Linked DNA regions of Homo sapiens: region 2 is linked to region 1. Evidence: chromatin loops called from intact Hi-C (ENCODE). Cell type or tissue: natural killer cell. All regions are shown on one strand. Links, peaks and the distances in the headings refer to the core of each region. The heading gives the core; the rest is flanking DNA.

Evidence for each region. A loop is a pair of places that touch in the nucleus more often than their neighbours do. Peaks named below come from ENCODE experiments on the same cell type or tissue, not always from the same donor. Only the 100,000 strongest peaks of a DNase experiment are listed, where the experiment ranks them.
Region 2: it touches region 1 in a loop (4-fold over the local background); 1 of 110 quality-filtered maps calls a loop at or near these places.

What each region holds. Positions count from the first base shown.
Region 1 is chr4:140,069,021-140,074,397 of GRCh38, reverse strand. All of the region lies in intron 1 of MAML3 (mastermind like transcriptional coactivator 3), which reads left to right. Among named protein-coding and RNA genes, the nearest start is that of MAML3-AS1, 56 kb to the left of the region's middle. In natural killer cell, for the core only: no CTCF peak of the experiment used is centred there; DNase peaks (open chromatin) are centred at 2,367 and 3,817; H3K27ac peaks cover 853 bases.
Region 2 is chr4:139,948,467-139,953,843 of GRCh38, reverse strand. The region is part of intron 1 of MAML3 (mastermind like transcriptional coactivator 3); the gene reads left to right. Among named protein-coding and RNA genes, the nearest start is that of MAML3-AS1, 180 kb to the left of the region's middle. In natural killer cell, for the core only: no CTCF peak of the experiment used is centred there; a DNase peak (open chromatin) is centred at 3,153; H3K27ac peaks cover 855 bases; H3K27me3 peaks cover 268 bases.

The DNA of each region.
Region 1 (5,377 bases), core at 251-5,250:
TTTGTGGTGGCAGCTGAGGATTCTGCCTTATATGTTTTCAAAGGACCAGGGGGTTGCTGGTAGGTACAAGGAAGGAAGAAGCTGGGGAATAGCTGGGGATGAATAATGACCCTCTCCCTCATAGTACACATGTCCTCTTTCTTTCTTTCTTTCTTTCTTTCTTTCTTTCTTTCTTTCTTTCTTTCTTTCTTTCTTTCTCTTTCTTTCTCTCTCTCTCTCTTTCTTTCTTTCCTTTCTCTCTCTCTTTCTTTCTTTCTTTTTCTTTCTTTTTCGAAGTCTCACTCTCTCGCCAGGCTGGAGTGCAGTGGCACAATCTTGGCTCATAGCAACCTCCACCTCCCGTGTTTAAGCTATTGTCCTGCCTCAGCCTCCCGAGTAGATGGGACTACAGGTGAGCGCCACCATGCCCGGTTAATTTTTGTATTTTTAGTAGAGATGGGGTGTCACCATGTTGGCCAGGATGGTCTTGATCTCTTGACCTCGTGATCTGCCCGCCTCGGCCTCCCAAAGTGCTGGGATTACAGGTATGAGCCACCACACCTGGCCACGTGTCCTCTTTCTGATTACTTTGCTCCCTGCTCCAAACCAGGCCTCCTGTTTGATTTTGGTGACCCCAGTTTCTCATTAATATCCTCCTCAGAACTTTCCAATCAAGGCACTAAAATGAGTTGCAAAAAGCAACATATGGATTATTTTGAAGACTATTTTTTCTAGCTTTAGAAGCTGTGAATGTTGCTTGACTCACATACACCCCCTGTCCCCAAAATGGCAGGCGGAGGGTATGGATATCCCCATATCTCATGTCTCTTGTATACTGTGGGTGCCTGGCACAATACCTCACAGCCAGGAAGTAGGTGCTCACTGCAGGGTGGGAGAAAGATCAAAACACCAGGGAACTCATCTATAGTACCAGAGTCTCTCTGATGGAAGTCTATAAGAAATTTTGTTGAAAAAGTGAAGGGTTGGGCGAGGTGGTTCACGCCTGTAATCCCAGCACTTTGGGAGACCTACGTGGGTGGATCACTTGAGGTCAGGAGTTTGAGACCAGCCTGGCCGACATGGTGAAACCCTGTCTCTACTAAAAATACAAAAATTAGCCGGGCATGGTGGCAGGCGCCTATAATCCCAGCTACTTGGGAGGTTGAGGCACGAGAATTGCTTGAACCCAGGAGGTGGAGGTTGCAGTGAACCAAGATCTTGCCACTGCGCTCCAGCCTGGGTGACAGAGAGAGACTGTATCTCAAAAAAAAAAAAAAGAAAACATGGATATAAATTGGTATGGAAAGCCAGATGGTTGCAGATTTGTTGATTTCCAGTTCTCCCATAGATTTTATAGTGCTCATGACCAGCCATCCTCCTCCCTCCCTAGACAAACACACTTTCTGTTGGTCAGGTTGAGAGGCGACTTAAATTTAGAGAAATTTCACCCAGGAAATGCTCATATTGGGATGAACACATAGGACCCCCTGTTTCTTTTTACATCTTCTGTGTTAGCCCAGAAGAAGTGACAAAGAAGTGGCAACTTCATGCAGCGTATCCTCTTCTACCTCCCTTTTATATTTTTCTACTGGTGAGGTACAGCTGTCCCTTGGTGTCCATGGGGGATGGCTACAGGACCCCCTGACAGACACCCAAATCCAGGGATGCTAAAGTCCCTGATATACAATGGTGTTGTATTTGCATATAACTTACGGACGTCCTCCTGTATACTTTTTTTTTTTTTTTTTGAGACGGAGTTTTGCTCTTGTTGCCCAGGTTGGAGTGCAATGGCACGATATTGGCTCACCACAATCTCTGCCTCCCAGGTTCAAGCGATTCTCCTGCCTCAGCCTCCCAAGTAGCTGGGATTACAGGCACGCGCCACCATGCCTGGCTAATTTTGAATTTTTAGTAGAGACGAGGTTTCTTTATGTTGGTCAGGGTGGTCTTGAACTCCTGACCTCAGGTGATCCGCCCACCTTGGCCTCCCAAAGTGCTGGGATTACAGGCATGAGCCACCACGCCTGGCCTGTATACTTTAAGTTATCCCTTGATTTCTTATAATACCTAACACAATGTAAATGCTATGTGAATGGTTGTTACACTGTATTGTTGAGAGAATAATGACAAGAAAAAAGTCTGTACATGTTCAGTACAGTCATAATTTTTTCCTTCAAATATTTGGAAAATATTTGGAATATCTGTTGGTTGAATCCACAGATGCAGAATCCATGAATACGGAGGGCTGACTGCACTCATGTCTAGAGAAGGAAGGATTATGGCAGCTACTGAGACCTATCAATGGTTTTCTTCACTTTTAATACTGTTGAGGGAGTGGGTGGAATGAAAGCCGGAAGTGTCTGGGTGACAAACCAATGTTGAGGTACTTGTGGTTGCTTTTTGGATCACAACAGGCTGTCTGTTCTCCCCCTTCCTCCCCCACGTCCACCACATGGGTTCATATCTCAGACATGAACACATTCTTCAAATATTACATTCTAGGACATTCTTGCACCCCACACCAGCCTGCCCAAGGGACTTTCTGATCATGAATGAGAGCTTTCTTAACTAACAATATTCTTGACCATCTGTTCAGCTGGTCACTGAGAACATAAAGCAGATGCGTGCCTTCTCTCTCTCTCTCTCTCTCTCTCTCTCTCTCTAATCCTGGTCCCTGTAAAATTATAAGTGTAAAGATTTTCTGTGTATTGGATCTGAAAGAGAATGTACGCTGATACGTTTCACTGTGGATTTTTTTTTTTTTTTAAACTGTGAGATCTATGTGGCTGTGGGTCTAAGAAATGAAGGGATTTGTTTTTAAGTCCTGGGCTATTATGTATGTGTTTATGTTTATTATCATAGGCCACTTTGCATTTCTTGACATTAAAAAAGTAGATGTCTTGAGTTCTCTGTTTTTAACATTTAAAACTAACAGGGTTAATGGGAATGTCCACGATAGCAGGGCTGGGGACAGGGGTGTCACCTCAGTGTAAAAGCTGTAAAATTAAAAAGCTGGGCAAGTATCTGTGCCTGGATGGTTTCATGGAGCTGCAGGAATGTGTCTTCTGGAGATCCATTTCCTTGCTAAAGAAGGAAAAGGCTGGTGGAGTCAGCTGGATGGGACAAGTTCTGGGCAGCCATGCAGCTCTCTCAGATGGTGTTCCTGAGGGGAAGAGAGGGAGAGAAAGAGAGAGAGTGTGTGCGGAGTCTGTGCACACATGGGTCGTCTGCAGCAGCTCTTTCAGACAGCTTGTGAGAAACGCCAGTTGTTTTTGTCCTCCCAACAATGACAAGGTGCACAGTATGCATCCGATAGACAAAGGAGGCTTCAGAAGATGAGACCTAGGCGAGTGATCCTGGAAGCTGGAGTTCAGGGCAGAAAAATGCTGCCTTCCTCCTTAGGTGGCACATTATTATCTGCTGTGGGAAGTTTGGCAGTGCCCACGAAGACCCCAGCGCCACATTGCAAGGTGGCTGCAAGGCCAGACCTAGCTGTGTGGTTATTAGCACAGAGGAGGTTCCCCTCTGGAGAGGGAAGGGGCCTTTCTACTTCCTAATGATGTTTAATGGATGACTATCTTAACCAAAGGGAGAGGGGAAAAGTCATTTGTGTGTGTGCAAGTCTCAATCAAGTTCGAATAAAGATAATAAGCTAAAGTATGAAGAAGTTGCCTTAGGTAGGAGTCCTACCTTCTGAAGTGGCTCATCTGAAGGCATTTGTCCACTGAGTGTTGAGGCTTTAAAACTGTTCATTGTCACATAGGTGCCATTTGTAGTATTTCGAGGAGTTTTTATGATTCTGACTTGGGCTTTGCTGAACAAATTCAGTTTCATTTCGGTTCTTGGGTGTCAGTTGTAGAGATGCTACAAGGCAGTTTGTCTGCCTTTTCTTTGTGGGTTCTGCTTTCAGTTTTGAAGCTTTTCTCTTTTTGTTCTTCTAGAGTGTGTTCTACTTTATTCTGAATATCTTCATCAGTGAACTGAAAAAGTAAGCTCACCTTCAAAGAGAAGCATTTTAATGATGGCAAAACAGGCTTACTAAAGATTAAAATGAGATTGTCTGTAGGCCTCAAAACCAAAGTACTTGGGCTAAAATATGAAGAGATTTTTTCCCAACCATTTATTTTAACATGAATGTATGCTACTCATTCAACAAGTATTTCTGAAGCACTTGCTAAGTGGGAAATATTGAAGCTGGAATCAGAAATGCAGTGGTGACCAAGACAGTGTCCTTGTCCTCACAAAACTTAGAGTCTGGCTCTTTTTTAGATTTTTATTTATTTATTTATTTATTTATTTATTTGAGATGGAGTCTCGCTCTGTCTCCAAGCCTGGAGTGCAGTGGTGTGATCTTGGCTCACTGCGACTTGTGCCTCCCGGGTTCAAGCAAATCTCCTACCTCAGCCTCCTGAGTAGCTGGGATTACAGGTGTGCACCACCACACCTAGCTAATTTTTGTATTTTTAGTAGAGACAGGGTTTCACCATTTTGGTCAGGCTGGTCTGGGACTCCTGACCTCAGGTAATCCGCCAGCCTCGGCCTCCCAAAGCGCTGGGATTACAGGCGTGAGCCACCATGCCCAGCCTAGATTTTTTTTTTTTTAAGGACTCCAGTTCGATCTTTCTCCATGGTATGATTTTACTATGTATTCTATTCTGTAGTCCTTCTGCTACTAAATGCATCCCGGCTCCTTCTTCTTTCTTCTTTCTTCCTCCTTCTTCTTCTTCTTTCTTTCTTTTTCTTTCTTTCTTTCTCCTTCTCCTTCTCCTCCTCCTTCTTCTTCTTCTTTCTTCTTTCTTTTTCTTCTTCTTCTTCTTCCTCCTCCTCTTCCTCCTCCTCCTCCTCCCCTCCTCCTCCTCCCCTCCTCCTCCTCCTTCTTCTTCCTTTCTCCTTCTCCTTCTCCTCCTTCTCCTCCTCCTCCCCTCCTCCTCCTCCTTCTTCTTCCTTTCTCCTTCTCCTTCTCCTCCTTCTCCTCCTTCTCCTCCTTCTCCTCCTTCCCCTCCTCCTCCTCCTCCTCCTCCTCCTCCTCCTCCTTCTTCTTCTTCTTCTTCTTCTTCTCCTTCTCCTTCTCCTTCTCCTTCTCCTTCTCCTTCTTCTTGGACAGAGTCTTGCTGTGTCACCCTGGCTGGAATGCAGTGGCGCAATCTTGACTACTAGAGAAAAAGCCAGCCCCTGCATAGTGCAACCAAGTCAAAAGACTCCACATTTCCCCTTCTACTATGGGACAGAAATGTTTTGAAGTTGCAATAATCAAGGTGAAATTTTTTTCCCATGTAAAGTCGAAGCTGATAGAATCACATATTGATTATGTGGTTATTCAAGCTACTTAGAAAACCTGATTTTTCTAAAAGCTACCCATCTTGTGGTATTTCCATTGTTCTTTTTCACCTTTTTCAGA
Region 2 (5,377 bases), core at 55-5,054, 120 kb after region 1:
GAAAGTTAACCCCAAGAATTCAGATGCAGTATAGGAATAGCAGCTACTGCTACCCCTCCCTTGAGTTTTCAAAGAAAGTACACTTTTATGTATTTTTAAATGTCAACACTTTGTACCACTGGTTTCGAAAAAGGCCCTGGGGACTAGTAGTAGTGTGCATAAGCATTCTCCTGCTGATCTAAAAACTGGATTCTTTTAGAACTTGTGTTTTGTTTTCTTTTTTATGAGACGGAGTCTCGCTCTATCACCCAGGCTGGAGTACATTGGCGCCATCTCAGCTCACTGTAGCCTCCCAGGTTCAGCAATTCTCCTGCCTCAGCCTCCTGAGTAGCTGGGATTACAGGCACCTGCCACCATGCCGTGCTAATTTTTGTATTTTTAGTAGAGATGGAGTTTCACCATGTTGGCCAGTCTGGTCTGAAACTCCTGACCTCAAGTGATCCACCCGCCTCAGCCTCTCAAATTGTTAGGATTATAGGCATGAGCCACCGCACAAAGTTGTTTCATTAAATGTAACTTTTGAGCGGTTAACATATGCCTACGATACAAATTCAAAAGGCTAAAAACAAAATACGGTGAGAGATAAATCTCTTTTCTACCCCTTTCTTCCTGTCTCCTAGTTTCCTTCCCCAAAGGCACCCACTGTTACTATTTTCTAGCGTTTTCTTCCAGAGACGTCTCAAGCATATAGAAGTGTATATGTAGGCACATTCTTTTTTAAAAACCCAAATAATAGCATACCACGTTTAACATCTATGTCATTGTGCCTAATTAATAATTTCCCTCTGACATCACTTAGTGATTTTGTGCAGTTAAAATAACTTTTGTGATAGAGAAACCCTGAAATCCCCAGTGACCTCAAATATGAGTTTTTTTCTCTGTCATCCAACAGTCCAAATCCAGGCATTTTTTGGACAGGCAGCGAGCTCCTTCCACCTTGTAGCTCCTCCACGGATCTTGGAATCTTTTGCTTCCAGCTGGTTGGTGAGAAAAGAGATAGCCTAGGGGATTTGGGGGAGTCCTGACTTTAATGTGCCAAGCCAGGTTTTTATGGGCCAAGCCTAGAAATGGCACACATCATTTCTGTCCACAGTCTTTTGTCAAGAACTAAGTCATATATCCCCTTCTAGAGCAAGAGGAGGTGGGAAATGCAGTCCTTGGCTGGGCAGCCACTCACCAGCATCAAATTTACACAGCTGAAAGGGTGCAGACATCTTTGGTGGGCCACTAGCCATTTCTGCTGCAATTTTTATTCCCCCCAAATGTACTTGGTTTTGTTTTTTTTTAACTGCAGTGGATGGGATTTTGTTTTCCTCTTGGCACATGTGAGGACAGTCCGAGGTTGGTAGGGATTTTTACACCCCAGGTGTGGTCTATAAACTGCAGAGTTTGAGAAGCACTATTTTACGCAGGAGGCCAAACATTAAGTTCAGCTTTTGTCCCTGCTCATGTGTAACCCCAGGTCCCAGAACTGCCCCACTGCATATCTCTGGACAGAGAGACCCCCTGCCTACCTGATCACTTCATACATTGAACCACCTCGAACTAAATAACTTCCCTATTATCTAACCCAGATAGAGCCAAGAAAAGAGGGATTCCAGAATCCCCAACTCACAGTCTGCCTATAAAGCATTATAGTGATATTATAATGGCCCTTCTTTTTGTTTGTTTGTCTTTTGAGATGGAGTTTCGCTTTTGTCCCTTAGGCTGGAGTGCAATGGCACGATCTCGGCTCACTGCAGCCTCTGCCTCCTGGGTTCAAGCGATTCTCCTGCCTCAGCCTCTGAAGTAGCTGGGATCACAGGCACCCGCCGCTACACACGGCTAATTTTTTGTATTTTTAGTAGAGACAGGGTTTCACCATGGCGGCCAGGCTGGTCTCAAACTCCTGACCTCAAGTGATCTGCCCGCTTCAGCCTCCCAAAGTGTTAGGATTACAGGTGTGAGCCACTGCACGCAGCCTAATAGCCCTTCGTAAGCTTTAATTTAATGGCTCCATCCTTCTTCACCCCTTGGCCCCCCTTAATACTAGACTTGCTACCCAGAAATTTTCTGGGATCTTTTTTTGCTTACCAAACTTTCCTGCTACTGGAGACAAAAAAAAAAAAAGAACAAAAACAAATTAGCAATGTAAAGAACATTTGTTGAGTTCAGTGTTGGAGAGAGCAGTTCACAGAGCTGCCGAGAAGCCACAGCTGACCCTTTCCTCTCTCCTCTTGGTAGGAGCCAGCTGCAAGGAGAGGGACCTAAGGTGGTAGAGGGAATGGCTCCCTCCTCCACAGCTCTGCATGCGTCAGCCCCCAAAATAGAAATGCGGGGACCAAGTTGTGATGGCAGGGAAACAGCAGAAAGAGGTGAGGCTGCCTGTGCTCCCTGCCCTCCAGGCCTCCACAGGCCAACCTGTGACCTCACTGGTGGGCCTCCAGAAGCAGGGAAAGACAGAGGCCCAGCATCACCTTTCCATTTCCGCATTTGTTTTCTCTTCCTTGCTGGTGTGCATTGACTCTGTGGTCACTGTTCTCCATGTCAGCACATTCAAAATTGCTGACTGTCAACACTGAAGGCAGCGTGGCTGCTACTGAAGAAGCCACAAGGAAAACAGCTTTGGGCAATGGTGGATGTTCTTGGTGTGACACATTTCTAGCTCCCAGCACAGGCCCTTTACAAAGAACAGGGCTTTGTGGTTTGGGTAGGATGGGGAGAAAGAAAGAGGGAGGGAGAGAGAGAAGGAGGCTTGGCTTGTTGAGATCTTTTGTTAAGGAAATAAATATTGGTTTCCTAGAATTTGAACAGCTGAAATGGGAGATTGGCAGTAAGCAAAATGTGATTGTAACAATCAAACCCACGTGCAGACAGAAGTTGGGAGTCATTAGGGCAATGAGGTTGTTCTTCACGATCTTGGGAGGAAAGAAAAGGTGACCAAAATGCCATTTAGTAACCCGATGGCCTCTTCAAGCCCTTCAGGCTGGCCCAGAGCTGCAGGCAAAGCTTTGATGGTGTGGGTGGTGCTGTTCCCTTGGGCAGAGCTTGGCTGGAGGACTCTTAGCAGGGTGGCCGCAAGTCTCTGGGGCCCCTACTTGGGGACTTACACAGACCAGGCTGTATGTCTTTGTAGCTTGTCAAACCACAACTATTCACAGAAGGCGTGTGGTTTAGAATCTACCACAGTCAAACCCGGGAGAATGTGTTACCCAGTTCCAGAAAGGTTGCTAGTTTGTGTGCTGTAATGGAAAGTGGCCAACTTTATCTTTTCTTATAAGAACTACAATGGGCAATCAGGATGGAGGCTTGATCTACAGGACTCTCTACTGAGGGTCTCCTGTGAAAAAGGTGATAGGAGGGAGGTGCTGGTTGTATTAATCAGAGTCCTCTAGAGACAGAACAAATAGAGGATAAAGAGAGAATTCATTTTAAAGAACTGGCTTATTTGACTGTGGGGGCTGGCAAGTCCAAAATCTGTAGACCAGACTACCAGGCTAGAAATTCAAGTTAAGAGTTAATATTGGCCAGGCATGGTGGCTCATGCCTGTAATCCCAGCACTTTGGGAGACCAAGGCAGGCAGATCACGAGGTCAGGAGTTTGAGACCAGCCTGGCCAGCATGGTGAAACCCCGTCTCTACTAAAAATACAAAAAATTAGCCGGGCATGGTGGTGTGCATCTGTAATCCCAGCTACTCAGGAAGCTGAGGCAGGAGAATTGCTTGAACCTGGGAGGCGGAGGTTGCAGTGAGCTGAGATCACACCACTGCACTCCAGCCTGGGCAACAGATCAAGACTGTCTCCAAAAAAAAATCGTTAATATTGCAGTCTTGAGTCCAAAATCTGCAGGCTGGAAGCATAGGCAGGTTTTCTGTGTTGCAGTCCGAAGGCAGAATGCTGCTTCTTTGGGAAACCTGTCTTTGCTCTTCAGGTGTTCAACTCACTGGATGAGGCCCACCTACATTATAGAGAGTAATCTGCTTTACCCAGAGTCTACTAATTTCAACGTTAATCACATCTAAAACTAGCCTTCCTAGCAACATCTATATTGGTATTTGACCAAACAACTGGACATCATAGCCCAGTCAAGTTAACAACTAAAATGAACCATCACATGAGGAATTCAAGGAAAGTAAAGGCATGAAAATGTCAAGCAGTTAACAATCTTGTCAAAAGGAATTTAAGACAACATTGATATTTTTAGGTTTCATATCTTGATAAATTTCATGTCAATTAAATTTGTGTTTGTAAATTAAAAGTACAACATAATATTCAGATTTCCATAGTATCAAATGATGGGTATTTCTTTAGAATAAAAGTTATGTTACAAGCCAGACTGTTTCAGTGACATGCTTCCTGGTTTTTTGTGACAGATTGTACGTGGCATAATCTCTGATCTAATGGGCATTCATTGGAAATAGTCTTTTTTATCTTGGTGTCAGAAGAATAGTACATGGGCTATCACAGAGCACTGAAAGAGTGGGAGTTCAATTCCTGATACCGCTTCTATCTTATGATAAGAGTCTGAGACTAATTAATTTCTACTACTGGCCGGGTGTGGTGGCTCACGCCTGTAATCCCAGCACTTTGGGAGGCCAAGGCAGGCGGATCACGAGGTCAAGATACCAAGACCATCCTGGACAACATGGTGAAACCCCATCTCTAGGAAAATACAAAAAAATTAGCTGGGTGTCGTGCCGCGTGCCTGTAGTCCCAGCTACTAGGGAGGCTGAGGCAGGGGAATTTCTTGAACCCAGGAGGCGGAGGTTGCAGTGAGCCGAGATCGCGCCACTGCACTCCAGCCTGGCAACAGAGCAAGACTCTGTCTCAAAAAACAAAAAAAGAAAAAAAAAATTTCTACTACCACTTTTGTATTTTAGAAGCATGTCAATAAGGCGTAGAGGCTGCATGGCCATAGGGAAGAGCTTACCCCTGGAGTGAGACTGCCTGTGTTCACATCCCAACTCTGGCACTACTAGTGTATTACCTCTCTTACCTGTGCCTCGGTTTTCTCACACGTACAATGGGGATGATAGTTTCTACCTTACAGGGATCTTGTGAGGTTTAATTGTATTAATATACGTGTCCATACATAGTGTCATGTAAGTGTTTGCTATTTTAACAATTACTGATGGATAATATGAAGAGATAGAGATAAAGTATGAGAAAAGGGTTGAGATGATTGAAGACAAGTTTTTAGAAATAGATTACACTTTGGAGCTTTGCTATAATTCAGTCCATGTTTGAGACCATTTCTAGTGTCATCCTTTAGGGAATTCGGTTCATAATCCTCTTACATGAATTGAAACCAAGATGGAGCCTCCTTACATCAAATTCTGCACTGTAGTTAATAGTGTCATGGAGAATTTCCAGAGTATTAATAATGAGCTAATACAC